Linked DNA regions of Homo sapiens: all the other regions are linked to region 2. Evidence: chromatin loops called from intact Hi-C (ENCODE). Cell type or tissue: mammary epithelial cell. All regions are shown on one strand. Links, peaks and the distances in the headings refer to the core of each region. The heading gives the core; the rest is flanking DNA. Region 1 has its middle 72 kb from the start of LINC01204. Region 2 holds the start of LINC01204 (long intergenic non-protein coding RNA 1204). Region 3 has its middle 59 kb from the start of LINC01204.

What was found. A loop is a pair of places that touch in the nucleus more often than their neighbours do. Peaks named below come from ENCODE experiments on the same cell type or tissue, not always from the same donor. Only the 100,000 strongest peaks of a DNase experiment are listed, where the experiment ranks them.
Region 1: a loop joins it to region 2, with 5 times the contacts of the local background. A loop is called at or near these places in 4 of 110 quality-filtered maps.
Region 3: it touches region 2 in a loop (3-fold over the local background); 4 of 110 quality-filtered maps call a loop at or near these places.

The regions. Positions count from the first base shown.
Region 1 is chrX:45,428,383-45,438,949 of GRCh38, reverse strand. No RefSeq gene overlaps it. Among named protein-coding and RNA genes, the nearest start is that of LINC01204, 72 kb to the left of the region's middle. In mammary epithelial cell, for the core only: no CTCF peak of the experiment used is centred there; a DNase peak (open chromatin) is centred at 4,549; H3K27ac peaks cover 1,827 bases.
Region 2 is chrX:45,502,242-45,512,808 of GRCh38, reverse strand. LINC01204 (long intergenic non-protein coding RNA 1204) reads right to left here and starts at 7,421. Exons shown (of 4, transcript NR_104644.1): 1 at 7,344-7,421; 2 at 2,214-2,312. RefSeq lists an enhancer at 5,116-6,315. In mammary epithelial cell, for the core only: no CTCF peak of the experiment used is centred there; DNase peaks (open chromatin) are centred at 5,638 and 7,448; H3K27ac peaks cover 3,063 bases.
Region 3 is chrX:45,441,208-45,451,774 of GRCh38, reverse strand. No RefSeq gene overlaps it. Among named protein-coding and RNA genes, the nearest start is that of LINC01204, 59 kb to the left of the region's middle. In mammary epithelial cell, for the core only: no CTCF peak of the experiment used is centred there; a DNase peak (open chromatin) is centred at 5,534; H3K27ac peaks cover 766 bases.

The sequences.
Region 1 (10,567 bases), core at 2,324-7,323, 72 kb after region 2:
CTTTGGCTAGTCTTTCAGAAAATAACTGACTGTTGTTAATTCTTTCTCTGACTTTTAACCACTGAGCCATTTGTTCAAGGTTGTTAGCTGAATGAATGTGAAATATTCCATTTGGAAAGGTCAAGGTTAAAACAGAATTCAGTCTCAGGTCTATTTGGCTCTAGTGTATAATTATCTGTTCCTATTTTTTCCTAATTCCTGCCAAAAGAAGCAAGAAAAAAGTGACATTCTGTTTATCTTAGTTATATTCAGAGAATGGTGAGTTAAGAATGTATCCAGTGTAGCTGACACCAAGCAGAGAATCACTCAGAACAAGGCCTGCCACACAGTAGGTGCTCTCACTATTTGATATTGAAATGACTTAGTGAAACCAAATTTGGTGACACACATGGCATCAGGGCCCCCAGCCCCAGAGTGTGCCGTCTGCTGCTTAGCCACTCTGTTCTCACACATGAGCTTATTTTTACATGCACACATTTTTAAAAAAATGTTTTCATCTATAATTTTAATATCCAGCCAAGTGTGCATAATGTTTAATGACATCCTATTAACAAAGAAACACTTTTAGATGATCCACAGGGAAGTAACAACTGCTGCTTTCCTCCCCAGCACCTGATACAAGGTTTCTTGGCAGGGGGTGAATTGGATGACAGCCCTTACTTACTTTCAATGTCCACAGACTGAGTTCCATGAGGCAAATGTCTTTTTCTGCAGCCTAATCCTCAAAACGATGGATGTGCTAGCTTTAAGTGTGGTTGAAACAAGGCATCACCATGGATGATGTGAACTGACAGGCCCTGTTCTGCCTAAAACCATCTCTACCTCTGATCTGTTGCTCGTGATCTGAAGACTCCTTATCAGAGGTTTTGCCTTTGTGTTAAACACTGCCCTCTCCCCTAGAACCAGTTTAATTTGCCGTGAGATAGAAGAACTCAGAGTCTGTAAGAGGAATGGATGTCTTGAGATAGGGAGAGGTCCCTGGAGGAAGGGTTAGAGGAGTGAGAAGTGTGGAGGTTATGATGCTGTTTTTAACTTGTTATCAATGAAATTTTAAAAGGTTAAGGTTGAAAAATAAAAGCTTTGCAGTAGATAGTCTCCAGCTTAATTCCCAGCTCCACTTCTTACTAGCTGTGTAACTTATGCCAGTCACTTAACATTCCTGATCCTGTTTCCTCATTTGTAAAATGGAGATTTATAATACTACCTGTACTCGTGACCTAGCTCTGCCATAACAAATTATTACAAACTTACTGGCTTAAAACTGTAGAAATTTATTCTCTCACATTTTTGAAGGACAGAAGTCCAAAATCAAGAAGTTGGCAGGATTGGTTTCTTCTGAAAGCTCTGAGGGAAAATCCATTCCACGCTTCACTCCTGGCTTCTGGTGGTTAATGGCAACCCTTGACTTTTCTTGGCTTGCAACAACATACTTTCAATCTCTGCTTCCATCTTCACATGACCTTATTTCTCTGTGTCTCAAATCTCTCTCCTTCCTCTTATTAAGACACCAGTCATTGGATTTAGAGCCCACCATAGTCCAGGATGATCTCATCTTGAAATCCTTTACTTAATTACATCTGCAAAGACCCTTTTTCCAAATAAAGTCATGTTCACTGGTACTGGGGGTTAGGAATTGGACTATCATTTTGGAGGGACACTATTCAACTCACTACACTACCATATATGGTTATTGTCAAGAGTCCGTGATGTAATATATTAAAGACCTTAGCATTATCTGAGTACACTAAGAACTAAATAAAAGATCACTATAATTGCAAATATGTAAATCTTCCTTACTTACAAGCTTATACGGGAATAAAGACTTATTCCAACAAAAGTACTGTGTTTTAAGTGTTTACATACCAACATTTTAGTATCTGTTCTCACAGTATTTGTTATATGGATGCATATTTGTTGATTTTGTACTGGATTCTAAGGTGTTTTACAAATATTATTAACTCTTTAATATCTGTTGAGTACAAAAGCTGAAAAAGTTAAAAGTGATAGTAAAGAGAATTGTAAGATTACTAAAGATCACTAAAACAGAGATTAAAAAGAAAGATGAGATTTATGGTCTGAACAAGATGGTAGAGACCTACCTCTATTCCTTTCTCCCTGCTAAGTATAACTATAAATCCTGAAACTAACTCAAGAGACAACCAGAGAAATGCTCTGAAAGGTGGAAGAGGGACTACAGGACTGGAGGAACATCATCGTGGCAGGGCATCTTATGAACTATCACCCAACAGAAGAAAGCCAAGAAGGACACACAGAGGTGGCACTTCCCCAATCTCTAACCTATTAAGAGAAAGGGCAGCTAATGTAAGCTCATTTGTCCCCCAGATGGAAGAGGAGTCCCAACAACAACATTATGCATACCTAGCAGGACCAGCAAGGGGAATCAATCAGAAGCCACACTGAAAATAAGCGACCATCCTGACCAGAAGTGACCATAAGCACTCTACAACCTCACTCACCCAGTGACACCACACCACTACTGGCATTGGCAAAGGGGATTATGACATAGCAAGTGCTAGCTGGGAAAGCATTCTCGTTTCCCACTGGCCTTGAGGCTCCTCTCTGCCCCTTAGAGATACCACGTATGTTGAGGGTTGTGTGGGGAAGTGGAGGGATTGACAAGTGAGATTATGCCACAATAAGTGTGTGGCCTGGGAGGCGCTCTCCATTTCCCACAGACAGTGAGGAAGACTGCCACGAGATGCACCCAGTCTGGGAAGCCTATTTGTTCTTGCTGGCTTAAGACTCATTGCTCCCACTCAGAGACACTCAGAGGAGCCCTACCACAATAAGCACCCAACTACAGAGGCACTCTTCATCCTCCACAGACAGGAGGAGGCTTCTATAACAAGCATCAGGAAATGCCATTCATCTCTGAAGCAAAGAGGCTCCCTTTCTTTACCTTCAAGCTCCAGGCAGCTTGGCCTGAGCAAGCTTCTTCAGCACTCTCAAACAACATAAGCAGGGATCAGTGGGACCCCAGTGGGAAGAGATGAACCAAACGGACAAAAATAGTGCCATAAAGGCTCTGAAATGATATTGTCATTGGAATCACAGCCCAAAAAGTAGGCCAGGACTTGCATGTTAAATCTAAACAGGGTGAGTGCCTGCTAAAATTAAAAAGTTAGGTGGAACCCAAAGTCTTCTAATGTAATAGCCAAAATGTCTGAGACACAATTGAAAGTCATTCTACATTAGGAAGCAGGAAAATCACAACTTGAATGAATGAAAAAAAAAAGACATTTAAATGATGTCAACAGTGAGATGAATCATATGTTCAAAATATGTGACAAGAGTCTTAAAGCAATAATCATACAAATGATTAAACAAGCAATTACAAGTTATTTGAAACAAATGAAAAATAAAGTCTCAGCAAAGAAACAAGTTATAAAAATAACTAAATGGAAATTAAGAGCTGAAAATTATTATAATAAGAGAAATAATTCACTGAATGGGCTCAATAGTACAGTGGAAATGACAAAAGATAACATCAATGAGATTGAGGGCATATTAATAGAATTTGCCCAATCTTAACAAGAGGGAAATTAACTGAAAAAATTTAACAAACCTTCAAGGACCTGTGGGACAATAACAATATATCCAGTTTTCATGTCATCAGAGCTCCAAAAGGAGAAGATAAAAGAGTGGAGCCAAAAGAGTATTTGAAGAAATAATGATTGAAAATTAACCAAATTAAGCAAAAGATAAACGCACAAATTCAAGAAACTGAGTAAATCCCAAGCACAACAAACAACAACAATCAAAGCTAAGAAATATCAGAATTAAACTTATGAATTAAAAACAAAGAAAAACTCTGGAAATCAATCAGAAAGAAGCAATACATTTCCTATAGAGAAACACCAATTCAAATGACAGCAGATTTCTGACAACATGGAGGGAAAAATGAAATGACACCTTTTTCAAGTACTGAAAAAGAAATTGTCAATCACAAAATCTATGTCTGGCAAAACTATCCTTCAGGAATGAAGGGGAAAAAAGATATTCTCAGACAAAGGAAGATTAAAGGGATCTGTCACTAGCAGACTTACCGTTAAAAAAGATATTCTCAGACAAAGGAAGATTAAAGGGATCTGTCACTAGCAGACTTACCGTTAAAAAAAAGGTAAAGAGGGGGAGGTGGGGCAAGGTGGCCAAATAGAAGCCGCCAGCCATAATCCCCCCAACAAGAATGCCAAATGAAACAACTATCTACACAATAAAAAGCACCTTCATAAGAACCAAAAATCAGGTGAATGATCACAGTACCTGGTTTTACCATTATATTAAGGAGAGAGGCACTAAAAAGGGTAGGAAAGACAATCTTGAATTGCCAATGCCACTCCTTCCCGATCCCCTAGCAGGAGCTCTGTAGCACAGAGAAAGAATCTGTGTACTTGGGGGAGGGAGAGCACAGTGATTGTGAGAATTTGCATTGCAATTCAATGCTGCCCTGTAACAGCAGAAAGCAAGAAGGGGCAGAACTCAACTTGCACACACAAAGAGAGCATATAGACCAGTCCTGGCCAGAGGCAAATTGCCCATTCCAGTGGTTGGAGCACAAGTTCTAGCAAGCCTCACCACCACAGGCTAAAGTGGTCTATAATCCCAAATACACTTGAAAGGCAGGTTAGGCCACAAGGACTGCAATTCTTAGGCAAGTTTTGATTCTGTCCTGTGCTGAGAGCCAGTGGACTTGGGGTGCATGTGACCTAGTGAGACACCAGCTAGGGTGGCCAAGGGAGTGCTTGTGCCACCCCTTCCCTAGCCCCAGGCAGTATGGCTCACAGCTCCAGGAGAGACTCCTTCCTGCCATTTGAGGAGAGGGGAGAGTAAAGAGGACTTTGCCTTGCGTCTGGGACACCAGCTCAGCACAGTAGTATAGGGCATCAGTCAGAGTTGTGAGGACCCCATTCCAGGCCCTAGGTCTCTAGACACACCTTGGGCCAGAAAGGAGTCTATTGACTTGAAGGGAAGGCTGTGAATAATCAGCAGTGTTAGCCAGGCACTACTTGCTGTGGGCCTTGGGTGAGACTCAGAGCCACGCTGGCATCAGGTGTGATCAAGCACATTCACAGCTGTGGTGGCTATGAGGGGAGACCCCTCCTGCTTGAGGAAAGGAGAGCGAAGAGTAAAGTAAACTTTGTCTTGCAGGTTGGGTAACAGCTCAGCTGCAGTGGGGTAGAGCACCAAGTGGGTTCGTGGAGTCCCTAGTTCCAGGTCTTGGCCCTGGACAGCATTTCTTCACCTGTCCTGGGCCATAGGGGAGACAACTGCTCTGAAGGGAGAGACCCAGGCTTGGCAGCACTCACCACAAGCTGACTGAAGAAGCCTTGGGCCTTGAGTGAACATTGGTGCTAATCAGGCAATACTTAACCATGGGTCTGGGGTGGTGGTGGCCATGGGGAGAGACCCCTCTGCTTGAGGAAAAGGGAGGAGAGAGTGGGACAAACTTTGTCTTGCAGGTTGGGTGCCAGCTCAACCACAGTAGAATAGAGCTCCAGGTAGATTCCTAAGGTTCCTGACTCTAGGCCCTGGTTCACAGATGGTGTCTCTGGACCCACCCAGAGCTGGAGAGAACTGGCAGCCCTGAAGGGAAGGACACAAGCCTGGCTGGATTTGCCACCTGCTGATTGTAAAGCCCTTGAGCCTTGCGTAAAATAGGAAGTAGCCAAACAATGGTCACTCTGGGACTTGGGTGAAACCCAGTGCTGTGCTGCCTTTGGGTCTAACCCAGCCCAGTCCCTGCTATCGTATCCACAAGAGTGCTTGTGTCACACCTCCCCCAGCTCCAGGCAGCTCAGTACAGAGAGGCTCCATTTGTTTGAAGGAAAGTAAGGGAAGAGAACAAGAGTCTCTGCCTGGTAATACAGGCACTACTCCCAGATCTTACCCAAGACCACCAAGGTTATACCTCTATGAGTCTGTGACAGCCACAGCATTACTGAACTTGAGGTGCCCCCTAATGCAGATGTGGCTGCAGTGACCAAAGACTTAGATCTCCAACACCCAAGTCCCTTCAAATACCTGGAAAGCCTTCCCAAGAGGGATGGGTAAAAACAAGCCCAGACTGCAAAGACAGGAATAAATACCCAACTCTTCAATACCCAGTCACTGATGGACACCCAAAAGCATGAAGACCCTCCAGGAAAACATGGCTTCATCAGCTCATCTAAATAAGGCACTAGTCACCAATCATGGAGAAACAAAGATATGTGACCTTTCAGAGAGAGAATTTAAAATAGCTGCTTTGAAGAAGCTAAATGAAATCAAAGATAACACAGAGAAGGTATTCAGAATCTTGTGAGATAAATTTAACAAAGAGATTGAAATTATTAAAAAGACTGAAGTAGAAATTCTGGAGCTGAAATTGGCAATTGACATCCTGAAGAATGCATCAGAGTCTCTCAACAGCAGAATTCATCGAGCAGAAGAAAGAATTAGCGAACCTGAAGACAGGCTATTTGAAAATACAGTCAGAGGAGACAAAAGAAAAAGGAATAAAAAAGAATGCAGCATGCCTATGAGATCTAGAAAATAGTCTCAAAAGGGCAAATCTAAGAGTTATTGGCCTTAAAGAGGAGGTAGAGAGAGAGAGATGGGGCAGAAAGTTTATTCAAAAAGATAATAATGGAGAACTTCCCAAACCTAGAGAATAATATCAATATCCAAGTAGAAGAAGGTTGTAGAGCAGATTTAACTCAAAAAAGACTACCTTAAGACATTGACTGAAAGGTCAGGATAAAGAATCGATTTTAAAAGGATCAAGAGAAAAGAAACAAATAACATATAATGGAGCTTCAATACATCTGGCAGCAGATTTCTCAGTGGAAACCTTACAGGCCAAAAGAGAGTGGCATGACATACTTAAAGTGCTGGAGGAAAAAACTTTTATTCTAGAAAAGTATATCTGGGAAAATATCCTTCAAACATGAAGGAGAAATAAAGACTTTCTCAGACAAATGAAAGATAGGGGATTTCATCAATACCAGACTTGTCCTACAAGAAATGCTCGAGGGAGCTATTCAATCTAAAAGAAGAGGACATTAATGTGCAATAAGAAATCATCTGAAGGCTCACACCTGTAATCCCAGCACTTTGGGAGGCTGAGGTGGGTGGATCATGAGGTCAGGAGTTCAAGACCAGCCTGGCCAACATGGTGAAACCCCGTCTTTACTAAAAATACAAAAATTAGCCAGGCGTGGTGGCAGGCGCCTGTAATCCCAGCTACTCAGGAGGCTGAGGCAGACAATTGCTTGAACCCGGGAGGCGGAGGTTGCAGTGAGCCGAGATCTCACCACTGCACTCCAACCTGGGTGACAGAGCAGGACTCCGTCTCAGAAAAAAAAAAGAAATAACACCACACATTTACAACCATCTGATCTTTGACAAACCTGAAAAAAACAAGAAATGGGGAAAGGATTCCCTATTTAATAAATGGTGCTGGGAAAACTGGCTAGCCATATGTAGAAAGCTGAAACTGGATCCCTTCCTTACACCTTATACAAAAATTAATTCAAGAAGGATTAAAGACCTAAATGTTAGACCTAAAACCATAAAAACTCTAGAGAAAAACCTAGGCAATACCATTCAGTACCTAGGCATGGGCAAGGACTTCATGACTAAAACACCAAAAGCAACGGCAACAAAAGCCAAAATAGACAAATGGGATCTAATTAAACTAAAGAGCTTCTGCACAGCAAAAGAAACTACCATCAGAGTGAACAAGCAACCTACAGAATGGGAGACAATTTTTGCAATCTAGCCACCTGACAAAGGGGTAATATCCAGAATCTACAAAGAACTTATACAAATTTACAAGAAAACAACAACCCCATCAAAAAATGGGCAAAGGATATGAACAGACACTTCTCAAAAGAAGACATGCATGCAGCCAACAGACACATGAAAAAATGCTCATCATCACTGGTCATCAGAGAAATGCAAATCAAAACCACAATGAGATACCATCTCATGCAAGTTAGAATGGTGATCATTAAAAAGTCAGGAAACAACAGATGTTGGAGAGGATGTGGAGAAATAGGAACGCTTTTACACTGTTGGTGAGAGTGTAAATTAGTTCAACCATTGTAGAAGACAGTGTGGCGATTCCTCAAGGATCTAGAACTAGAAATACCATTTGACCCAGTGATCCCATTACTGGGTATATACCCAACAGATTATAAATGCTACTGTAAGGACATGCACACATATGTTTATTGAGGCACAATTTACAATAGTGAAGACTTGGAACCAGCTCAAATGTCCATCAATGATAGACTAAGATTAAGAAAATTTGGCACATATACACCATGGAATACTATGCAACCATAAAAAAGGATGAGTTCATGTCCTTTGCAGGGAAATGGATGAAGCTGGAAACCATCTTTCTCAGCAAACTATCACAAGGACAGAAAACCAAACACCACATGTTCTCACTGTTAGGTGGTAATGGAACAATGAGAATACTTGGACACAGGGCGGGGAACATCACACACTGGGGCCTGTTGGGGGCTGGGGGGCTGGGGGAGGGATAGCATTAGGAGAAATACCTAATGTAAATGATGAGTTGATGGGTACAGCAAACCAACATGGCACATGTATACCCATGTAACAAACCTGTACATTGTGCACGTGTGCCCTAGAACTTAAAGTATAATAATAAAAAAAGAAAATGCTCAAAAAAATGGACTATACATGTAGCGACTTTGATTAATCTCTAGAGAATTAATACTAACTTGGAAAAAAGCAAATCCTAAGTGGTTACATACTGTATGATTCTAGTTATATAACATTTTGAAAAGACAAACTTTTAGAAAAAGAGAACAAATTAGTTGTCGCCAGGGTTCAGGAATTGGTGATGGGACATAAGGTGGTAGATGTGTCTATATAATGGCAACAGGATAGAGCTGTGTGCTGATGGAACTGTTCTGTATCTGGACTGTATCAATATCAATATCTTGCTTGTAATATTTCATTATGGTTTTGCAAAATGTTAGCATTAGAGGAAACTGGGTAAAGAATACATGGGATCTCTCTGTATTATTTCTTATAACTGCATGTACATCTACAAGTATCTCAAAATAAAAAGTTAAAATTTAAAAAGATGTAAGACAGTGACCATCGCACATGCAAATGGAATGAATTGCAAGAACATTTCTCCAAGCCAAAGAGTGAATCTTGTTACATACTGTGAAAAGTGCCTTGCTTGTGCAGTCAACAGTAAGCTAAAAAGAGGAAGAAATGATTGATGAAATATAGGAATGTTTGCCCACTTGGAGTTATCTACATCACTGTGAGTATGGGGTAGTTTGATGGTAGTTAGGAAAAAAGCCAGGGTTCAGTTTTGAATCTTGGAGACCTACCTGAGGGAATCATATAGCAAGGACTTGTTCCAGTCTGCATTACGTCAAAGGAACTGGTGGGCAGTGATGTGAGTGTGAACTCTGGATGCTAAGATCCCCATACATTTCTGCGGAGCCCACTAACAATAAGGTTACCAACCTTAATAGTTTTCCACATTGATGAAATCTGGGGAAAAGCTGCCTGAGAGAATATATTCTAGCAGGTAGAGAAGAGGTGATTAAATTAAAGGTTAGAAGGACCACCTCACACTCCTGTTTGGTGGAAATGTTTCTGGGGACTTCAAATACAAACCTACATGGTTTATTCACTTTGGACTAATACACAATTATCCATAGGAACAGTCTTCCGGGTCCTTGCCCACTTAAGAACAGTTTCTCTGCTTCATAGATTTAGAGACATGATTCCCTACGAGGTTTTCTTCTAAGCCAACCACAAAATGACAATCTTTACAATCCTCAAATTCTCCAACTTTAGTTAGCACTCAAGAGAGTCAGTTGGCTGTAGAGAGAGAAAGTGAGAGCCTTCCTGGGAAAAAAAAAAAGCCCCAAATGACAAGAGAGCTTTCCAGAATGAGAAACCATAGTTGGAACATGGGTTTGGGCTCAATCCAGGCCTCTGATGATGTAGGGTTACTGATATAGAACCAAGATTTCCTGACACAGCTACTTTTTCTCCCAAACCACTGGTGAGTGTTCTCCAACTCTGTGGGATAGTTATCCTAGACATCAATGAAAAAGGAAAAATATACGAACATTTTGCTGGGTGAAAAAGAAAGGTTTTTGGCAATGAGAAATTTGGCTTGGGCAAGAAAAACAATGTACTGGACACTTCTCTGTCATCTCTTAGGACTTCTGATGGGGTGTTGGGCATCTTGCTTGGTATTATGAAATAAAAAGGGGACAAAAACCTTTCCTCACCGTGAATAGAGGCCTCCTTAGTGCCAAATGACACGAAAGCTCTCTTCCCTCATCTTTAAAAATATGCTTCTCCCACTGAGATGAGATTCAGTTAGGTAACTTATATTTCTTTTAAAGACTGTGGTAGTGACTGTGATATCAGTGATGCTCACTATGTAGGGCAGTATTTTCTAAAGATATTTTGAGCAAAAAAAGTGTCCAGTGTCAAATAAGTTTGTGAAATGTTGCATTATCTACTTTTCAAACAGCAAATTAAAGGCTGGGAGATG
Region 2 (10,567 bases), core at 3,718-8,717:
TGGTGAAGGTGAGAGGTGGGAGGCAGGAAGGTTCACAGAATCTCAAGACTGGGGGGATCTTTAACCACAACTAAATTCTATCGTGATGCAGAAGCAGGCATCCTTTCAGCAGCAGACTAACCATGCAGAGTTGCTGCATGGGCTATGACTGAGCACCTTCACAGGCAATGAAGCCTGCTAGTAAGCTACACAGAGAGATTGTTCCCTACCTGTGCCAAGTCCCCGTCACTGACCATGGGGTCAAGCCTGAAGAAACTGGAAAGAAACAATGTATAATCAGGGAGACCAGGGAGAATGGAGTGGCGCACACTAGACAGAATGGGTTGAAAAACGTAAATGAAGGTGGGATGCATTTCACTTCCCTGATCCTTAATCTTAACCACCACATTTTTTTTTCTGAAAGTGTTTCCTTAAAATTTAAGTAGTACCTGGATTCACTTCACTTATTTAGCTTTATTACGTAAAGACAGCTTACATAAGAATAATTAATCTTTTTTTTTCCTAGTGAGTACCTGTGTTTTTTGGTTTTGTTTTGGTTTTTGGTTTTTTTTTTTTTTTTTTTTTTTACTTTAAGTTCTGGGATACATGTGCAGAACGTGCAGGTTTGTTACATAGGTATACATGTGCCATGGTGGTTTGCTGCACCTATCAACCCGTCATCTAGGTTTTAAGCCCCGCATGCATTAGGTATTTGTCCTAATGCTCTCCCTCCCCTTAGCCCCCACCCTCCGACAGGCCCCAGTGTGTGAAGTTCCCCTCCCTGTGTCCATGTGTTCTCATTGTTCAACTCCCACTTATGAGTGAGAACATCCAACCACCACATTGTACTACCTTTCTAGGGTTTTCATCAAAAAAGCTTATGTCTTTGATTACATAGGAATTCAGAGTTGGTTCTATGGGTGGGCAGAAGAGTAAGCATTCTGGGTAGAATCATTTGAAAGGCATTGGGGTCTATACCAGTGCCTGAAATTCCATCATTAGCTTCAATTTTTCAGGTAAGGTTTTGCTTCCAGAAAACTCTGACTAACATGAGGAAGGTGACATTAAAATCCATGATCATTGACGACCACAAAGCCCTGTGAGAATTTGCTTACCAGGTTAGAAAACACAAAGCTAGATCCAGAGAACAGTAGTTATTCAAGTTATACTGTTGTTATTCAATAACAGTAGTTATTCAACAGTAGTTATTCTTATATCAAGTGAGGATATAAGAAGATTTGTATTTTGAGGAGGACTCTGGTCAGAAAGCAGGGGATGGGGGCAGCATAAGGGGCCAAGGGCTAGTTGGAGAGCACAGGGTGACACCAATGCAGCAGACTTTCCATGTGCTGAGGCCCTTATAGCAAACACCTCCTCTCCAGGCAGCAACTACCCAGCCATGGAGCTTAAGAAAATGTCCTGTGGCCAAAGAGATGAAACTTGATCTGGAACCATATGCAAGGGAACCCCAGTTGCCCTCCTAGAAGCAACAGGCATATCCCCAAAACCCAAACCTCTCTTTCCTCCCAGAGTCCTTGGTTGGATCTCAAGGCAGATCTCCGTGCAGCACAAGGCCAAGTCCAGCCCCTCCAGTCACTCTCCAACTAGGCCTCTCCAATCCATCAGCCCTCATATCTCTTCTACTTAGTGCTGAAAGTAAAAGGCCAAGCTCTGGATTTAGTCCAAACTTACTGCCTAAAAAATTAAATGTGAGGTCCATGATTTGGGCTCAGCATTGACATAAAAAACAACATTCATGATAAAGCAGTCTCTAGTCCTGTTACCTTTATCATTCCCTGAAAATCCCACATAGGAAATGGTCTGGCTCTTAGCCCTGAAAGCAGGCTTTAGTGAGTCCCTAAAGCTGTAAATGTGAAATGGAGGGAAAAGGGGAGAAGGAGGGAGCAGAGTCTATAGAGGGTTACTTCTTCATCATCTTCCAAAGAAGCACATGGAGAAAATAGGTCTCTACTAATGTGGACAGCAAGAGATTTAAGAATTTAGGTCAGGCGACACCAGATTAGGGAGACCAAGGGTGTGTCTGTGTGTGGGTAGGGGGATAGGTATGGGTGTGCATATGTTGGAAAGAGCTCTGGAATATTAGTCAAAAACCTACCATGACTGGCTATATAGGCTTGATCTAGTCATTTCATCTCTCTGGCCTCAGTTTCCACATTCTTTACAAGGGGACAATACCTGCCCCAGCAACTTCAAAATTAAATGGAGTAACTCACCTGCAAGCTTAAAACATACTGGCATTTCCACAAATAAATGTGAGGCAACATCACCAGGAAATCTCTGGAAATAAGTGACTGACTAAATGAAAAGAAGCTCTGAAAAATGAAAATTAATTTAATTCAGTTGAAACAGTAGTAACATGAACAAGTATTTACTGAGCACTTACTGTGTATCAGGCATTTTTCTAAGTGCTGTACAAACATTACCTTATTTAATATGCACAACAAACCGACAAGGCAAAGACTATTATCATTTCCATGTTACATATTAAGAAACTGAGGCATAGAGAGATTAAGTAACTTGTCTAATATCTCACAGCTAATGAGTAGTAGAATCAATATCTGAACCGAGGCTTCCAGAGCTGGAACTGTGCTAAACTGTTTCTTCACAGGTGCTTAAGCCATCTGCAAGTATTATAGGAGTGGAGCACTAGCTAATAATAATAATAATGACAATTATTATTTTTACATGGTATATTTAGTGCTAGGCACTTCCTTCATTTTCTCATTGACATGCTAGCAAAAGACGTAATGTAGCAAAGTACATTATTCTTGGGGGTTTGTATCTGGCTCTGCCACTTACTAATCTGTAAAATGAAGATAATGTTAGTACTACTTCATATAGTTGTGATGAATTCGGTGAGTTATTATTTATAAAGCCCTTAGGATAACGCCTAGGATACAGTCAATCCTATGTGTGTTCATTAAATACATAAACAAATGCTAAATACATAATTGATAATTATATATATGATCAACTTACATTCATGCTTTGCTTTGTATGTTCTCTAAGAAGAAGCAGTGTGTATGGAGCTGATTACAGCCAGCTCTGTAGTTCATAGGTTGGCTAGAAGCTAGATGCTCAGCTTCACAATCCCCTCTCCTTTTCCCTCCCCACAGGCTGTGCTGTGGCTGCTGCTCCTTTGTCCCCTCCAGGGCTCTGTACCAGAGACTGCTGCCCTCCTCTCTCTCACCTGTTCTCCAAACTATGTAAAAGCAGCCACCATCAGCTCAACCTTCATCTAGGGGCTGCCTGTCCCTTGCCAGTATCCACCTCTGCTCTGAATCAGGAGAGCCCATGACAGGCTGAAGAGGCAGCAGAGTATGTTGGAAATGACTGGGGCAGTGTCTTCAATCAGCTAGGTTTTAGGAAAGGGTAAAAGAAAATAAATCACAAAAGATGCTACCTCCATCAATCTGGCATGGGGGCTAGGGAGACAGTGGTCAGGGAGATGGGGAGAAACAAAGGAAGACAGGAGGTACCACCAAAGCCATAAGGGACCAGAGGAAAATCACCCCCAAATGTTTCCCCAACCCCCTCCTGAACATACACATGCATCAGTCCTTCATGTAGAGGTCTGTGTTGTCTCCAAATCCCCCACCTGAAAATGAAGGGAACACCCAGGTTTCCCTGGAGAATCATCAGCTGAGGCCGTGTCTACACTCAGGGCTTGCCAAGAATATTCCCACAAAGCACAGCTCTCAAAAGCCTCTTCCAGTATATGTTCCCCAACGTATCCACTGAAGGGTAATAAAAGGGAAAGTGAAGGCTCTGACAAAATATTCATTAAAAGAAAATTTTACCTGCATGTGCGTGAACACACAATCCACACCCTATCACCACCAAAACTCAATTGACAGCCCAGATGTGAACCTTTAAAAGATGCTCCCCAACTGCTCACCCTCACTGTTGCCCCCACAGATGAGCTCTGGTGAATTTAACTTCCATCTTTCTACTTGAGACTCCCTTCTAGAGCTTTGTACCCCACCACTGAGAAGGAGCCTTCCTGCTTCCCAAGGACTGCCCTCCACCTGGAACTGCTTTCCCTAAATTGTTCCTGCCCCAGAACTTTCCATCATACCCAGTTTCAGTGAGGTGCGCCAGTCTATCCCACTGGGATTCATCCCACTGGGCCCTCAGCCAGGTTCTTCCTGCTCCATAAGATGATGACTAATTACCAAATGAAACAATTTAGGGAAAATCTGATACAGCCTATTGAGTTCCCCTTCCAGAGGCCCTGTATTTTCAATGGAGCCTCTGGAAGCTCCAGCATTTCATCTCAAGGAATATCTCAAGGGATAACTGGGATGGATTTCTGCTATGCATGTCATGTCACTGGAGTTCAAGTTTCCGGCCCTGTTCACTCACAGGCCCAACTTTGTGTATCTTTTGTGATTTGTTTCCTTTTGATTTCTCTTAAGGCTGGGCTCACAGAAGGCATCTTCCATCCTGATGTTCTACGGTATAGTGAATGGCAGGATTTGCTTTGTTCGTTGTTTGTCGTTCATATAAAGATAGAAGTTGCATTTCATATAGTCAGAGAATGAACTGCATACTCTTTTTTATTCCACTATTTTTGTTGGTGGTAGTAGAAAGGGTTCTTTTCTTCCTTCTCAGTATTGAATCTTATCTTGATCACTAACCAACTACGTGACTTCACTTCCACAAACTTCAGTTTCCTCATCTGCTAAGTGGAAATTTAGAATACCCATCTTATTCGATGGGAGAGGATTAAATAGATGCCTGCTACACAGTAGGTGCTTAATAAATAGTTGTCATATCCTGAGCCTTTAATGTCATGCCTGGCCCTTGTTGATATTCCATAATGCTTGATACATAAGGAATCCAGTGTTGGTGATGAAGATTTGTCTGACACTCATTAAAGTCATGGGCAGTATGCCAGCCTGCTTCTCACAAATAAAGTGTCTATACTGCCCTCAAGAACATGAATACTGGCCGGGCACAGTGGCTCACGCCTGTAATCTCAGCACTTTGGGAGGCCGAGGCAGGCGGATCATGAGGTCAGGAGATCAAGACCATCCTGGCTAACACAGTGAAACCCCGTCTCTACTAAAAATACAAAAAAAAAAAAAAATTAGCCGGGCGTGGTGGCGGGCTCCTGTAGTCCCAGCTACTCGGGAGGCTGAGGCAGGAGAATGGCGTGAACCTGGGAGGCGGAGCTTGCAGTGAGCCGAGATCGTGCCACTGCACTCCAGCCTGGGCGACAGAGCGAGACTCCATCTCAAAAAAAAAAAAAAAAAAAAAAGAACATGGATACTGTTCTATTCTCTAATGAGGGCATATTGTCCAGAGCCAGAGATAGGAACTAGAGTATTTCTCTGCCCTGATTTCCAGGAAAGGTGAACAACAACAGGGCTAATTATCTGGAGCTAAAGAAGAATTCTTTAGGATTTACAGGCAGAAGATTCATCTTGAAAAGACCTATTTCCATAATAGATTTTGCTTTATAAATGCCTTTTCAAAGGTTGCTATTTGACAGGAAAAGCTTTCAGCTTTCTTCTTCTTTTTTTTTCAGGCTTGTGACCTCTCACCTACTTTGAATGATTCACTCAGTCTATTCACTGCCCAGGAATGTTGGCTTTGGCAAAGAACCACAAGTCTCTTAAAATAAACACAACTGGGCTTTCATCTCATAGCGATCGCTGCTGGCTGCATATTTCACACACTGTATGGCAGGATATGTTAAATTAAAATCATAATCTCCCCAGTGAAATCTAGGGCCTGGTTAAGCCACTCGAGAATTACTCATGCATTAACTTCCAATGAAGAATATGAGTAATATCTTCAGCCATTAACTCTCCCAGGTAGTGGTCTCATCCTCTCCCAATTATCCTAACCCACAGTAAATTAAACCCATCCAGAAGAATGTCATTTGGAAAGGAAGAAGTCAATGCCAATGCTGTTTCAAATATGTAGGTCCTGGAGAGGTGAGCTTGAACTACCTTGTCAGTTCTCTCAATCATATCTCAAAGTTTAACTTAAATTTTGCTAAATCAATACACCCAATCCATATGGATTAACAATATGCTCAACATTGTGTTAAATGTTTTGAGTAGTTCAAAGAATATATGACACTGAGCCTTTAGCAGCTTAAGGTCTTCTAGGTGACGAACAAGATTAACACATCGAGAAAATAGTAACAGAGGCCAGGTACAAGACAGTGGTAAAGTGGAGAAAGCAAAGGCTTTTCTCAAGTGAGGTTCAGGGCCTGACTTCTCTCAACTGTGACTGCAGGGTAAATCTTTGGGCTTACATAGTATCTCAGTCCTAACTTTTAAAATGGAGGATGTTATACTAACTGGATTGACTTCACAGAGTAGTTGTAATGTTTAAATAAAATAAAGAAGATAAAATTGCAATGTACAATACCACTTTTTATAGCCTGTGATAAAACAAGTGGAACAACTTAAGAAATAAGTCCAAGAAGGTTATTTGTCTTCTGGGGTTGCCTTTAAATGGTAGTGAACAGATAAGACACAGGGCTATAAACTTCTTGAGGACCAAGGCCAAGGCCATTCCTTTTTGACTTTAAATGTTGTTCATACCCTGCTTAGTGTCAGGCACATAGTAAGTGCCTAATATATTTTTGTTAAGTGAATGAATAAATGAATTCTGAAGTGCAGTTAAATTAAATTTGTGTATATTACAGTAACACAAGAGGCCCTCCTTTGGGGCTTCCCAGAGTTTTCTCCTCATTTATATTACCTGAAGAATTTAAGAGAAGTAAAATCCTAATGCTTTACAAGAGCTTTTGCCCTGTGGGCTTTCTTGAGTGATTGCTAACAACGTATCCCTGGACACCACTGAAATGAGCTTTTCTGGGCCCATCCAAAACACAGCCACAGAAAAGTGTTTGTAAGGCCCCCCTGCCCCAAATCCATAATGGGAAGATATTATGAAGAGCCCTTTGTGCTTCAGTTTAGCCCAGTGGCTAAAACAAGACTGAAAATGCACTAAGCTACGAGTGGCTGAAGATATACACCCCACTGTATAAAAACAAAATGAAAGAACAATATCTGTCTGCAAAGAGGCTCATCACCCAGTTCATGGGCACATGCCCCAGGAAGTCACAGAGAGAGGAGCATTGGCCCATCATGCATGAGATTCACTACGTTGCTTCAGAAAACAACAACAACAAAATACTTACAGTATTAAAACTGCTATTTTTCCTTCTCATAAATGAAATCTTCATGAAATGTGGTATTTCCTCTAAACCATGACAAAGGGAAACAGATATACACCATGTAGGAAATGACAGACTTTGGAGAAACAGGAAAACATAAAGTACCTTAGAATGGAATGAATTTCTGATAAGGAAGCATTACCTTCATCAAATGAAACACAAAGCAGCAAGTCTTTTCCCCAGCAACAAGCAAGCTAAAATGTGGGCACTCCCTGGGGTGACATTGTGTTATGATGATCTTGCCCTATGGGAGAGCTCACAGCACAAGCAGGCACTTGTGAATCACACTGTGGTCGGAACAGAGGCTCAGAGAAACATGTTTATCTTCCCCACTTTCCTACTTGTGTGCATCTTGCACCTGTCTCTGTACATATGGGGTTGATTCTTCTCTTGTTTATTGGGTTTGGGGACTTAACATCCCTGTGTGTGTATTTATGTCTTTCCCATTTCTGCAATGAGGTTGTAAGATCAAGATTTTTGTTCTTCATTCTCTAAATTTCTATAGTACTGTTCTACATCTAGTACTATCAATGAAAGTACTGTAAGATAGAGGAATCATCCTATCAGTTTGGATCCCAATAGAAAACAGAATTCAACTCAGAAAGTTCAAATGAAGAAACTTAAAGAGACCACAACTGGGTTATAAGAACAAATAAGAGGCTCCCTCTCCCTCTCCCTCTCCCTTGTCTCCATCTCCCGCTTTCCACGGTCTTCCCCTCTCCCTCCTCTCCATCTCCCGCTTTCCACGGTCTCCCTCTGTTCCCGAGGCTAGACTGTGCTGCCGCGATCTCGGCTCACTGCAACCTCCCTGCCTGATTCTCCTGCCTCAGCCTGCCGAGTGCCTGGGATTGCAGGCACGCGCCACCACGCCTGACTGGTTTTTGTATTTTTTGGTGGAGACGGGGTTTCCCCGTGTTGGCCGGGCTGGTCTCCAGCTCCTGACCTCGAGTGATCTGCCCCCCTCGGCCTCCCCAGGTGCCGGGATTGCAGACGGAGTCTCGCTCACTCAGTGCTCAATGTTGCCCAGGCTGGAGTGCAGTGGCGTGATCTCGGCTGCTACAACCTCCACCTCCCAGCCGCCTGCCTTGGCCTCCCAAAGTGCTGAGATTGAAGCCTCTGACCGGCCGCCACCCCGTCTAGGAAGTGAGGAGTGTCTCTGCCTGGCGGCCCATCGTCTGGGATGTGAGGTGCCCCTCTGCCTGGCCACCCAGTCTGGGAAGTGAGGAGCGCCTCTTCCCAGCCGCCACCCCATCTAGGAAGTGAGGAGCGTCTCTGCCTGGCCGCCCATCTGGGATGTGAGGAGCCCCTCTGCCCGGCGGCCCAGTCTGGGAAGTGAGGAGCGCATCTTCCCGGCCGTCATCCTGTCTAGGAAGTGAGGAGCGTCTCTGCCTGGCCACCCATCATCTGGGATGTGGGGAGTGCCTCTGCCCGGCCGCCCCGTCTGGGATGTGAGGAGAGCCTCTGCCCGGCCGCCCCCTCTGGGAGGTGAGGAGCACCTCTACCCGGCCGCCACCCCGTCTGGGAGGTGAGGAGCACCTCTGCCCGGCCGCCACCCAGTCTGGGAAGTGAGGAGCGCCTCTGCCCAGCCACCTCGTCTGAGAAGTGAGGAGCCCCTCCACCCAGCAGCCGCCCAGTCTGGGAAGTGAGGAGCGTCTCCGCCCGGCCGCCCGGTCTGGGAGGTGGGGAGTGCCCCTGCCCAGCAGCCACCTGGTCTGGGAGGTGGGGGGCGCCCCCCCGGCCACCCCTTCTGGGAGGTGGGGGGCCCCTCTGCCAGGCTGCCACGTCTGGGAAGTGAGGGGCCCCTCTGCCCGGCCGCCACCCCATCTGGGAGGTGTACCCAACAGCTCATTGAGAACGGACCATGATGACGATGGCGGTTTTGTCGAAAAGAAAAGGGGGAAATGTGGGGAAAAGAAAGAGAGATCAGATTGTTACTGTGTCTGTGTAGAAAGAAGTTGACATAGGAGACACCATTTTGTTCTGTACTAAGAAAAATTCTTCTGCCTTGGGATGCTGTTAATCTATAACCTTACCCCCAACCCCGTGCTCTCTGAAACATGTGCTGTGTCCACTCAGGGTTAAATGGCTTAAGGGCGGTGCAAGATGTGCTTTGTTAAACAGATGCTTGAAGGCAGCATGCTCCTTAAGAGTCATCACCACTCCCTAATCTCAAGTACCCAGGGTCACAAACACTGCGGAAGGCCGCAGGGTCCTCTGCCTAGGAAAACCAGAGACCTTTGTTCACATGTTTATCTACTGACCTTCTCTCCACTATTGTCCTATGTCCCTGCCAAATCCCCCTCTCCGAGAAACACCCAAGAATGATCAATAAATACTAAAAAAATTAAAAAAAAAAAAGAACAAATAAGAGGGTTGAGGCACACAGAGACTAGCACAGCAGGAAGCCTTTACCATCTGAAAGCCTGAGGAGAACACAGGAAAAAACAGAGCCCCTTGTAAGCTGTCACATAGAGGAGGGAAGGGGGTGCACAATGGTGCTATAGTCATAGAAGATCTCAGCTGCTGTCTGAGAAGGAAGGGGTGGAAAGAAATACTTCTACCTGTTTTCCTTTTGTCCTATCTCATGCCTGTGCCTCTGTTGATTGAGCTCAACTAAAGGTGTGGTGGTAAGGAAGTCTGGTGATGCAGTCCATGGGGATCCTCCTCCAAGATCACAGAGCAGGACAGAGAAGGGCAAAGAATGGTATGGGACAGGAACGGAGGAGTGGTAACAGAGAATAACCCTCAGACCAGGGAAGACATCAGCACTTAGCCATGCCCACAACAGTGTCCTGAGTGTAGTAGGGCTCAAGAACTATTTATTCTATGGCAGTCCTCAAAGATAAGCAAGACAATATAGAGGGTTGATGGAACACTGCCATCTATGTGCTCTTTGTTGTTGCTTTTAATTTTCTGTGCTAGTAGTTTTCCTAACACTTGTTACCTTATCTAGAACTGTTCTTTGCTATTTATCCTGATTCTCCCCGTCACCTCCCCACCACCACTGAGAATAAACACAGGCAGTGAGACTGTAAACAGGTTGGTTAACCTTCTGGACCCAAGTTCTGTCTCTAACAATGTGGGGTGTGGACCAGATGCCTGCGGCTTTCTTCCAATCATAAAATGAAACATAAATAAATAAATATCAGTCTTTGCTCCTAACATTGTTAGTGGGGGAAAAAGGAAAAAAATAGGAAGGGAGAGATGAAAATAAATGATGCAGAAAGAGTAGGAAGAATAAGCAAGGATAGCTGAAGTAATTGTTGTTGTTTAGAAACTGTAGATTTTTATGGACTTTACGTAGATTTTTAAATCCATGATAATACTTAGTGAAACTCTTCAGCGTGTGTATATAAGTGGTGAGGA
Region 3 (10,567 bases), core at 3,180-8,179, 60 kb after region 2:
AAATGTACTCTAGATGCAAGATTGGTTCTAGGAGGTGCAAAATGGAGCTGGGAATGGTGTGGCAGGGAAGAAGGCTTTCAGGGACCCTGGAGATGAGTGTGAAAGACACAAAAAGAGGAAACAGACAAATCACCAAGCTTTTAAAAGTAAGTGTTGATCACTCAAAACACTTTTAAAAAACTGTGGCATGGGTGAGAAACCATAGTAGTATGTTTTTAGTTCACTGTAAAGAACCATGATTACCTGAAAATTAGATCTTGATTTGCTTTTGTTGTCTTAATTTTAAATATTACAAAGCACTTTCTAGTCTAATCTGACTTCCTGCAAGAAATAAATTTTTAAAAATTATTTTCTTAAATAAATCCCCTGATCTTAGTTTTTTCTTCTCATTTGTCTTTTTTACCTAAATTTAATTTGTTGTTATAGTTAAACAGGATCCACTTTATTAAGATTTTACTACATATACATTTATTCTCAATTGAAAATCATACACCAGGCTCTACAAAAGTTTCAAACAGGATGCTGCATAACATTTACTTGAAAAATAGTATAAATTTAGTTAATTAGTAAAAAAATTTTCAGAATGTTATGACTTCGTACAGAAGGGTATGGAGTAGCATACTTTCAGGGATATTTCATGTTTACTTCACAGAGCACCTGGATACACCAGAGCTACTTTCTGACAAATTGATCGATTGATCCAATAAAATCAGGATGGCAGAGCAACTTTGTGGATGTAATGTTCAAACTCTGAGCATTTCCTTAACAGCAATTCTTTCTGAAGGAAATAATCAACTCAATTTTTCTAGTTCTGTGCCCAATGGTGTCATGGATAAAACTTCTATAGCAGCTAATCCTGCATAAATAGCAGCCAACTGTGTGTATTGGAGACACATTACCTTATTTGTATAGTAATAGATGTCTAAACCACTTTAGACTAGACTTTCATTTGAAAGGTGCACAAAAGGTATTTTTTTCATTTAATAAACATTTACTGAGCACCTCTTATGGGCCAAGCCCTATGCAAGCTACTGAGGAAACAAAGACAAGTTAGACCCAAATTCTGCTCTTGAGAAGTACTCAAACTAGTGAATCATACGCATAAATCATTGACTGCAATATATCAGAATGAATATAATGTTAGAGGAACAAACTATTGTTTGTGTGCAACTATGAGCAAACTATTATTTATCCTTGTAGTGGAAATAGAGGATGAGGGTAGAGAGTCAAGGACACAACAGAGAGAAAGTGATATTTGAATTGGTACTTGAAAAGTGAGCAGGAATTTTCCAGAGGTAAAAAAGAGTGAGAGGGAAAATGTTTCCTTTTTTAAAGGCTTGTAAAACTGCCTTTAAGATGGCTTCTTGTATTCAGGGAGTAGGAGAACTGAGGAGGTGGATTACTTGATGAGGTCAAGAATGGACTCAATGGCATTTCCACAAAGAAAAACCTTAGCTGCCTCTTCCCTCCTAGGTGTCTTTGTTTTGTTTACCACTCTATTTCAATGAATCACCAGCTGGATGAAACCCAAGCAACCTTGGCAGATGAGGACTTGTTTTACCTATACTGGACTTCAAGGACTCTCTTTAGCTGACTCTTTGCAATATACGATTCTCATTGTCAGAGAATCTACATGCTCTGAACTTTTGAGCCTATCCTGTCCCATGTTTCTGGAATGAACTCTTGAAAGGCATGCTTATTAAATTCAAAGAATGTGGTAGGTTGGGTTTAGCAAATGTATGGAATGACAGATTCTGGGCACAAGAGTAATTCAGGCTAAAATTATGGCACAGATCCAGTGGGAGAAAAGGTAATAAAAACTGTGTAGAGTTCTTGAATTTGGGTTCATAAGACTAACTTCTAGAATGAGGATAGAGGATGAATAGGATCAAGTGTGGAATGACATAGGTTTCCATGATCTCTAAGCTCAGTGTACACAGATAGGGAGAATCTTCTAAAATTAGCTGACAAACCCTAAGTTATCACAATTCCATCCCATTTCAGGACAATCAGACCATCCCTGAAGTGTTGTGCTCCCTTCTGGAAAGCGTCCCTTAAAGATGTGGACGAAATGGAGTATGCCCAGAAGAAGAAATGGGATGATAAGAGATTTGAGAAACCACATCACAAGATAAAAAATTGAAGACCAGAGAAATCAAGGTAAAGAGGATAGGCCATTAATTATCTTCAACTAAGAAAAGTATGTACATATATAATGTATTTAATCTCCCTATGATACCATTTCAGAAGATTGATTTTGAAAAGACATTTGAGTGTATGTTGAGATCTCTTTCTGTATTCTTTAGGCTGTCTACAAATTCATTGGTTTAGCCCTGTGCAATTACCACACTATTTTATTATTATTTAAATATTGCATTATTTCACATTATCGCCTCTATTGGTTTTGTGCTTATACCAATTAGTATCAATATTTTAGTGGTTATCTTAGAAATTACAAACTTTTTTTTTTTTTTTTGAGATGGTGTCTCACTCTGTCTCCCAGGCTGGAGTGCAGTGGCGTGATCTCGGCTCACTGCAACCTGCGTCCCCTGGGTTCAAGCAATTCTCCTGCCTCAGCTTCCTGAGTAGCTGGGATTACAGACATGCACCACCACGCCTGACTAATTTTTGTATTTTTAGTAGAGACGGGGTTTCACCATGTTGGCCTAGCTGGTTTCAAACTCCTGACCTCAAGTGATCCCCCCGCCTCGGCCTCCCAAAGCGCTGGGATTTACAGGCATGAGCTACAGCCTGTAGTTCTCCTTGAAGAGATCCTTCACATCCCTTGTTAGCTGTATTCCTAGGTATTTTATTCTCTTTGTAGCAATTGTGAATGGGAGTTCATTCATGATTTAGCTCACTGCTTGCCTATTGGTGGTGTGAAGAAATGTTTGTGATTTTTGCACATTGATTTTGTATCCTGAGAATTTGCTGAAGTTACTTATCAGTTCCAGAAGTTTTTGGGCTGAGACGATGGGGTTTTCTAAATACAGAATCTTGTATTCTGCAAACAGAGATATCTGGACTTCCTCTCTTCTAAAACTGTATACATTCACACCTACCTTCCCAACCATGATCTTAGACATCTGTTACATCTGGACAGGTAAAGCATAGAACTATACACCCCCAGTGGCTTCTCTCTTTGCTCCATTGGGGGAGGGGTGGTTGAAATGGCCCTAGAGTTAAGCAGTAGGTTGGTCCTGAGCCTGGCCAAAATTGTAAAGTGGATAGTGTTCATCTTCTGTGCCTTTCTCCCCTCTATGTCCCCCTCTATCTCTGTCAATCTTCACTCAAGGAAGGAGCTCTCCTTGATTCTTCACTACCATCTCTCTACATCTAAGCCTGCACTGGCTCTTCCTATGCAGGTGCAAACCATCACGCATAGTATTAGATAAGTGTTCATAAGACCAGAAGCATCAGCATCACCTGGGAACTAGTTAAATCTGTGAAGTCACATTCAGAACTACCAAATCAGAAACTCTAAGGTTGGGGACCTTGTCATTTGTATTCTATTAAGCCTTTTAGGTGATTTTAGTGGAGGATGAAGTTTGAGAATCACTGCTTTAGAATCATTAGTCATCCTGAACTATAGATGATATCAGATTTTAGCATCTCCCCATCTGACTTATTATAGGTCTATTTGTGTTTTCCAGCTACCAGTACTGCCTGCATAATTTGCTAGCTCAGTGCAAAATGAAAATGTGGGGCCTCTTGTTTTAAAAGAAGGAAAATAGTGTCAGTAAAAGTATACAGAGGCCTTTTCCTTTCTTACCCATCTCTCTTGACTTGTCACAGTGTTTTTTTATTTGTAATTTACTATCATTCTGATTAAAGAAAAATGAAAGGTTTTAAGTTACTAGCATAAATTTTACCATTCCTCTTTATATTGTGTAATATCAGTTTGAATTGCAAATATTAGAGTATTTAACCCATATGCAGAATCACAAAACTTCACAGTTTGTATTTTGTGGAAGGTGCTTTGAGTTGGCCCGAAGAGACAGACACAAACCAGGTTCAGGAAGTTGCAAGGAGAAAAAGAGGATCCCTCAAGACAGAGCAAGTTGACAGCAGTCTCAACATGGGACACTCATAGGAAAAGTGCAGACTCTCCCAGACACCTGGGGCCTCTGCCTGCTACATGGGGTATACTCACTTGGGCCTGATAGTCAACAGGTTCCTCCTCCCCCAAGCTGCTTAACCAACACTCCAACAGAGAAGTGGAGCCTGGGGAATTCCAGCAAGTATTCTTCCCATGGTCTGCTGCCCCAATCCACAACAGATGGATGACCTCTACAGATCTTTAAACCTCCATGCCAGGACACAGTCAGTACATAGATCAGGGGTGGGCAAGGGGATTGCCCTCACTAAGACACACAATTGCCTACCAGATATGACATGGTACTACCAGTCTAAGGGCAGGGACAGCCATTGCCATGCCCATCCAGGGATTCCACAGAGTGAAAGCACACAACCCTGCCTTCCCCACACTCATACCCATGCCCTTGTCAGGGACAAAGAGTATCAGCTGTTGGGGCTGAGGGCAGGGACAGCCACTGCCATGCCCATCCAGGGATTCCACAGAGTGAAAGCACACAACCCTGCTTTCCCCACACTCATACCCATGCCCTTGACAGGGACAAAGAGTATCAGCTGTTGGGGCTCAGGTAAGGTGCGACATGGGGTATCAGGGGCAGGGGAGCATATGGCTGAGAAGCTGTCTCAGGTTGGGGGCAGGAGGCAAGACCTTCCTTGAGTTGAGGCTCCAAGCTTCTTGCATATTCCCCGTTGTCCATTCAGACATCATTTACAAAACACAAATTCCAAAATACAATTATTAAGAATTTGAAGATGGTGACCAGGTAGCATTAAGCTCCCAGATCAGGGCTCTTCTAAGCATAGGGTCCTGTGTAACTATACTGCTCACATGCCCATGAAGCCAGTCCTGCCAGCTACTCCTGAAATGGGTAGGATAAAACCTGACCAGATCAATGGCATACCTATCCAGACTCCACACTGCCTTAGGAATAGAGTGGATCTCCTCAACTAGTTTTAAAAAAACCTTCAGAATCTAACCCCTGATCATTTCTTCAATCTCATCTTTACCTAGTACCCCCTCTGCAACTATAGATTTTAGCCAAACTGAACTTACTAGCAGTTGCTTTAATCCACAAAGCTCTTTCTCAACTGCCTGTTGCTTCTGCTTCTGCCTGGAATGCTTTTCGCTTTCACTACCACCACCTGCACCTCCACCTTCCCCTACTTTTTCTCCTACTCTATCTTTCAGGTGAATACTCTAGATGCATCTGGCATCCTGTGTGGTACTGTACCATAATGCATTCAACCCAAGTGTGGGAATTAAAGTTGCCTGTTTACCTGCCTGTCCCCACAATAGCTATAAACTCCAAGAAGGAAGAGCTGGTGTCTTGTTCACTATATCTTCAGTGCTTGACAGAGTATTGGCAAGAGTAGGAAACAGTGACACTAATTAAATGGATGACTGGTCCAAGCTGTAAGACTCAGTGTGCTTTCACTGAAACAACCGCCTGTCAAAGTATCTTATGACTAAATGCTGTAATCTTTTATTCTCTGAGTCACACACAGAACTACTTCCTTTTTTGAGATTGTTTTTGTATCTGTCATATAGTTTTAAGTGGTTGAAGTTTATAGGACTTTCTTCAGATGAGATGCAATCTCTTCTTGCTTCAGTAGAATTTATACCTTAAAGATTTTTTAATCTTTCCTATTCTTCACTTGCTTCAAAAGTATTTATGATAACCGCAAGTGGTGGTGACCCCAGAATTATGATCTGAAATGCCTTTGGATCATCAGCACAGGATTTTGCAAGTAAGGCTGTGCATAGGTCAGGGCTCTCCAGGCAGGTCAGCATGCTTAAAGTCTTTAGGCTTAGAAGCCCTTAAAATATAAAAATAAATAAAATGAACATCAGTTACATTTTCTCTCACTGTGTACTCAGACATAAAAACCTCTCATTTTCTAAGAACCCTAAAGAGACAACTTGGGATTCACCTGAATCATTTGTCGTTGGCTCCTAAGAGATAGATAAAAATTAGGCGATAGCACAGCACGTGGAGGGAAGGAAATTCAGATGTCTTTGCTGCCCATTCCCTTCAGAGTGGGGCTCCACTTTGTCACAGTGTTCAGAGGTCAGAATCCAGAGCCCCAGCAAGAGCTCAAACATGCAGCGGCCCTCTGAGCTTTCTACCACCCAGCATTCATATTGACTTGGCTTTGAGGCTAACAATGGAAAGCTAGAGTTAGATTTGTCAAACTGTGCCTTGTATAAATTTGCTTGGTGTCTGAAGGCTGTTTTGAAAGTATATTTAGGCTTCTGGTACTCTTGTGAAATTAATTGTTTAAAAATAGCTTGTTTGGTGGGTATAACTTCTGAAATAATTCACTTTTTTAAAGTAACACTGTAATTTTTACTCAGTGGCAATGTGTTTGTTCTAAAGTACACATAGTTTATAATGGAAAGTAAGCCATGATCATGTGACTCTTCTGGAGAAAGAAGAGGTATTATATTTGCTTCACTTGACCCAGAGGTGCACAACCACAAGGACAGAAAAACATTTTGTAACTTCTATAGCTACTTTTTACTTCACTTGTCTAACATTTATTTAATTATTCATATTTTTCAATTTCTCTTCCTACCTATAACAGTAACTATGGATCACAAACTGTGTGCACATTTATTCTGTAACAGTATAACAAAATGGTTAAAAACACACCCAGCATCGGGAGCCAGAGTGCCTGGATTCAAATCTGAACCCCAGCTGGCTCACTTGCTATGAGACCTTGGGCTTCTCTGAGCCTCAGTTTCCTCATCTATAAAAAGGGGATAATAATACTGCCCACCCCACAGAGTTTTTGTGTGGTGCTATTACATGGGTCAATATGTTTCTTTATATTTAGCACTATAGATGTATTAGATAGGAATCACATTAGCAAGATGGCAGACTAGACGTTTTTATTATTATCTTTCCACAGAAGCATAGACAAGGGTTGATAACCACTCATGGATGACAGCACCTTTATGAGAGTCCAGTTGTATACTGGAGAAGTTCCGGCACAACATTGGAGCAAAAAATTTGAAAGTACATGCATTGAAGATGGTTAAAAAGAAGAGTTTCACTTTACTTCCATCACCTCTCCCTCAAGGCAGCATACCTCAGTGCCCAGACAGATCCCCCAGGTCCACAATTCCTTTGGACTGTGAGAACATAGTGAGTGCTCAGCTTCCACAGGCATTCAGGATGCTGCCCAAGAGGGCAACATTTTTTCTTGTCTGACATAGAATACTGACGTGATCGGCATAGCTGAGTGGTTGGGAGAGGCTGAGAACAGGGAATAGAGGCAGAGACTCACAGAAATTAGGGCCTGATGTCACCTGATGTCAACAAAGGGCCACAGATCCTACCAACCACTTCACAGACTTCATCAGGAAGCCTGCCCATGAGGTGCTGAAGACTCCCTGCCTGATGACCTCCCCACCAATTGACCCATAGGCACCTCCAGTGCTCTATATTTCTCACCTCCTGCAACCCATGACTGGCTCCCTATGCACACTCCCACAGAAGGCAAATGTCAGCCTCTGTGGATAGCTCAAGAGCATGAATGGTTAGCTGGCCTGACTCCGTGGGACTGGAGGAAGGCGCATGAACTTGAGCATTTCAGGGCACCACTCTAAGGAAAAAAAAAAACAGGAGGCTGTCAGCACCTGACCTTTGTGGGATCAAGAGAAAGCACACAAACTTAAGAATTTTCTCCTAAGAGGGAGCAAGAAGGTAGTTCTGTTTTAAGTTCTTTGAGAAATCTCCAAACTGCTTTCCGCAGTGGCTGAACTAATTTACATTCCCACCTGCAGTGTATAAGTGTTCCCTTTTCTCCACAACATTGCCAGCATCTGTTATTGTTTGATTTTTTGGTAATAACTATTTGGACTGGTGTGAGATGGCATCTCATTGTGGTTTCCATTTGCATTTCTTAAATGATTAGTGATGTTGAGCATTTTTTCATATGCTTGTTGGCCATATGTATGTCTTCTTATGAAAAGTGTCTGTTTGTGTCCTTTGCCCACTTTTTAATGGGGTTGTTTTTTTGCTTGTTAATTGTTTAAGTTCCTTATAGATTCTGGATATTAGATCTTTGTCATATGCATAGTTTGCAAATATTTTTTCCCATCCTGTGGGTTGTCTACTCTGTTGATAGTTTCTTTTGCTGTGCAGAAGCTTTGCAGTTTAATTCATTCTACTGTAAAGACATCTGCATTTGTATGTTTATTGAAGCAATATTCACACTAGCAAAGACATGGAATCAACCTAAATGCCCACCAATAGTAGACTTGATTATGAAAATTGGATACATATACACCATGGAAGACCATGCAGGCACAAAAAAGAACAAGATCATGTCCTTTGCAGCAACATGAATGGAGCTGGAGGCCATTTTCCTAAGCAAACTAACACAAGAACAGAAAACCAAATACCACATGTTCTCACTTATAAGTGGAAGCTAAACATTGAGTACATATGGACACAAAGAAGAGAATAGATACTGGGGCCTGCTTGAGAGTGGACGGTGGGAGGAGGGTGAGGATTGAAAAGCTACCTACTGAATACTACGCTTATTATCTGAGTGATGAAATAATCTATACACCTAACCCCCGTAACGTGCAATTTACCTGTATAACAAGCCTGCACATACTCCTGAACCTAAAATAAAAGTTAACAAAAACTGAATTATTATATAATCTGGCAATCTCATTGCTGGATATATTTTTACTCTGCATAATTCAATGGAAATGCCATCAGTATACTGAAGAGATATTTTCACCCCTATGTTAATTGCAGCCTTATTCACAATAGCCAAGATAATGGAATCAACCTCAATGTCCATCAACAGATGAAAGGATAAAGAAAATGTGGTATATTTACACAGTGGAATACTATTCAGCCATAATAAGGAATAAAATCTTGTCATTTGTGGCAACATTTATAAACCTGGTGGACATTAAGTGAAATAAACCAGGCATAGAAAGACAAATACCACATAAGATCACTCATATGTGAAATTTAAAAAGTTGTTCACATAGAAGTAGAAAGTACAGTAGTGGTTACCGGATGATGGGGAGGGTAGGGGCCTGGGGTAGATAAGGAGAGTTTGGTGAATGGGTACAAAGCTACAATTATATAGGTGGAATATGTTTTGGTGTTCTATTGCATAGTAGGCTGACTATAGTTAACAATAATGTATTGTATATTTCAAGATAGCTAGAAAAGAAGTATTTGAATGTTCTCATCACAAAGAAATGACAAATATTTAAGGTGATGGATGTGCTAATTACCCTGATTTGATCATTAAACAATGTATACATGTATCAAAATATCACATTGTATCCCACAAATATGTACAATTATTATGTGCCAATCATAAATAAAAATAATGTTGAAATCATAGTATAAAAAATAAAATACATATGTATATGAGGAATATATATATAATTTTTTTTTTTTTTTTAGATGGAGTCTTGCTCTGTCGCCCAGGCTGGAGGGCAGTGGCGCGATCTTGGCTCACTGCAAATTCCGCCTCCCAACTTCCCGCCATTCTCCTGCCTCAGCCTCCCGAGTAGCTGGGACTACAGGCGCCCGCCACCACACCCGGCTAATTTTTTTGTATTTTTTAGTAGAGATGGGCTTTCACCGTGTTAGCCAGGATGGTCTCGATCTCCTGACCTCGTGATCCGCCCACCTCAGCCTCCCCAAGTGCTGGGATTACAGGCATGAGCCACTGCGCCTGGCCCAGGAATATATATGTATAATTGTGAAAGGTAGTTCTGTTGATGGCTGCCAACAAGTCCCTTTCCCTGTATGTACATGTTGCTCCTTCCATCAAGAGATGGAGTCCATTTCCTCTCCCCTTGAACCTGGGCTGGTCCTGTTACTTGCTTTGACATGAAAAGTGGCAGGAGTAATACCATGTCAGTATTACTGTGTCAGGCCTCTCAAGCCTTAAACTTTTACTTCCTTTCTCATGGAACCAAGGTGCCATATTATAAGGAAGTCCAGGCTATCTTGCTAAAGAGAAAAAGATCATGTGGAGAGGCCCTGGAGGATAAGACACCACAAGGAGAGGGAGGCCATATGGAGAAAAGAGGTGCTTCAGCCAAGGTCTCACTGCAATGTAATCACATGAGTTACCCTAACTGAAAACATGTGGAGCAATGCTTGTTATTTTAAGCTACTAAGTTTGGGGGTGATTAATTAGGCAGCAATAAATAACTGATTTTATTATGTAGATAGATGTAGATGAGTGGTTTTTAAATAGAGGTCTCCTCCAAGGGGACATTTGACAATATCTGGGGATATTTTTGGTTGTCCTAACTGTTGGTCAGGGGTGAGAGGCGTGATGCTACTGGTATCTAGTAGGTAGAAGCTAAGGATGATGCTCATAAACATCTTACAATACACAGGACAGTCCCTTGCAACAAAGAATGACTGGGCCCGGGCTGGGCGCGGTGGCTCACGCCTGTAATCCCAGCACTTTGGGA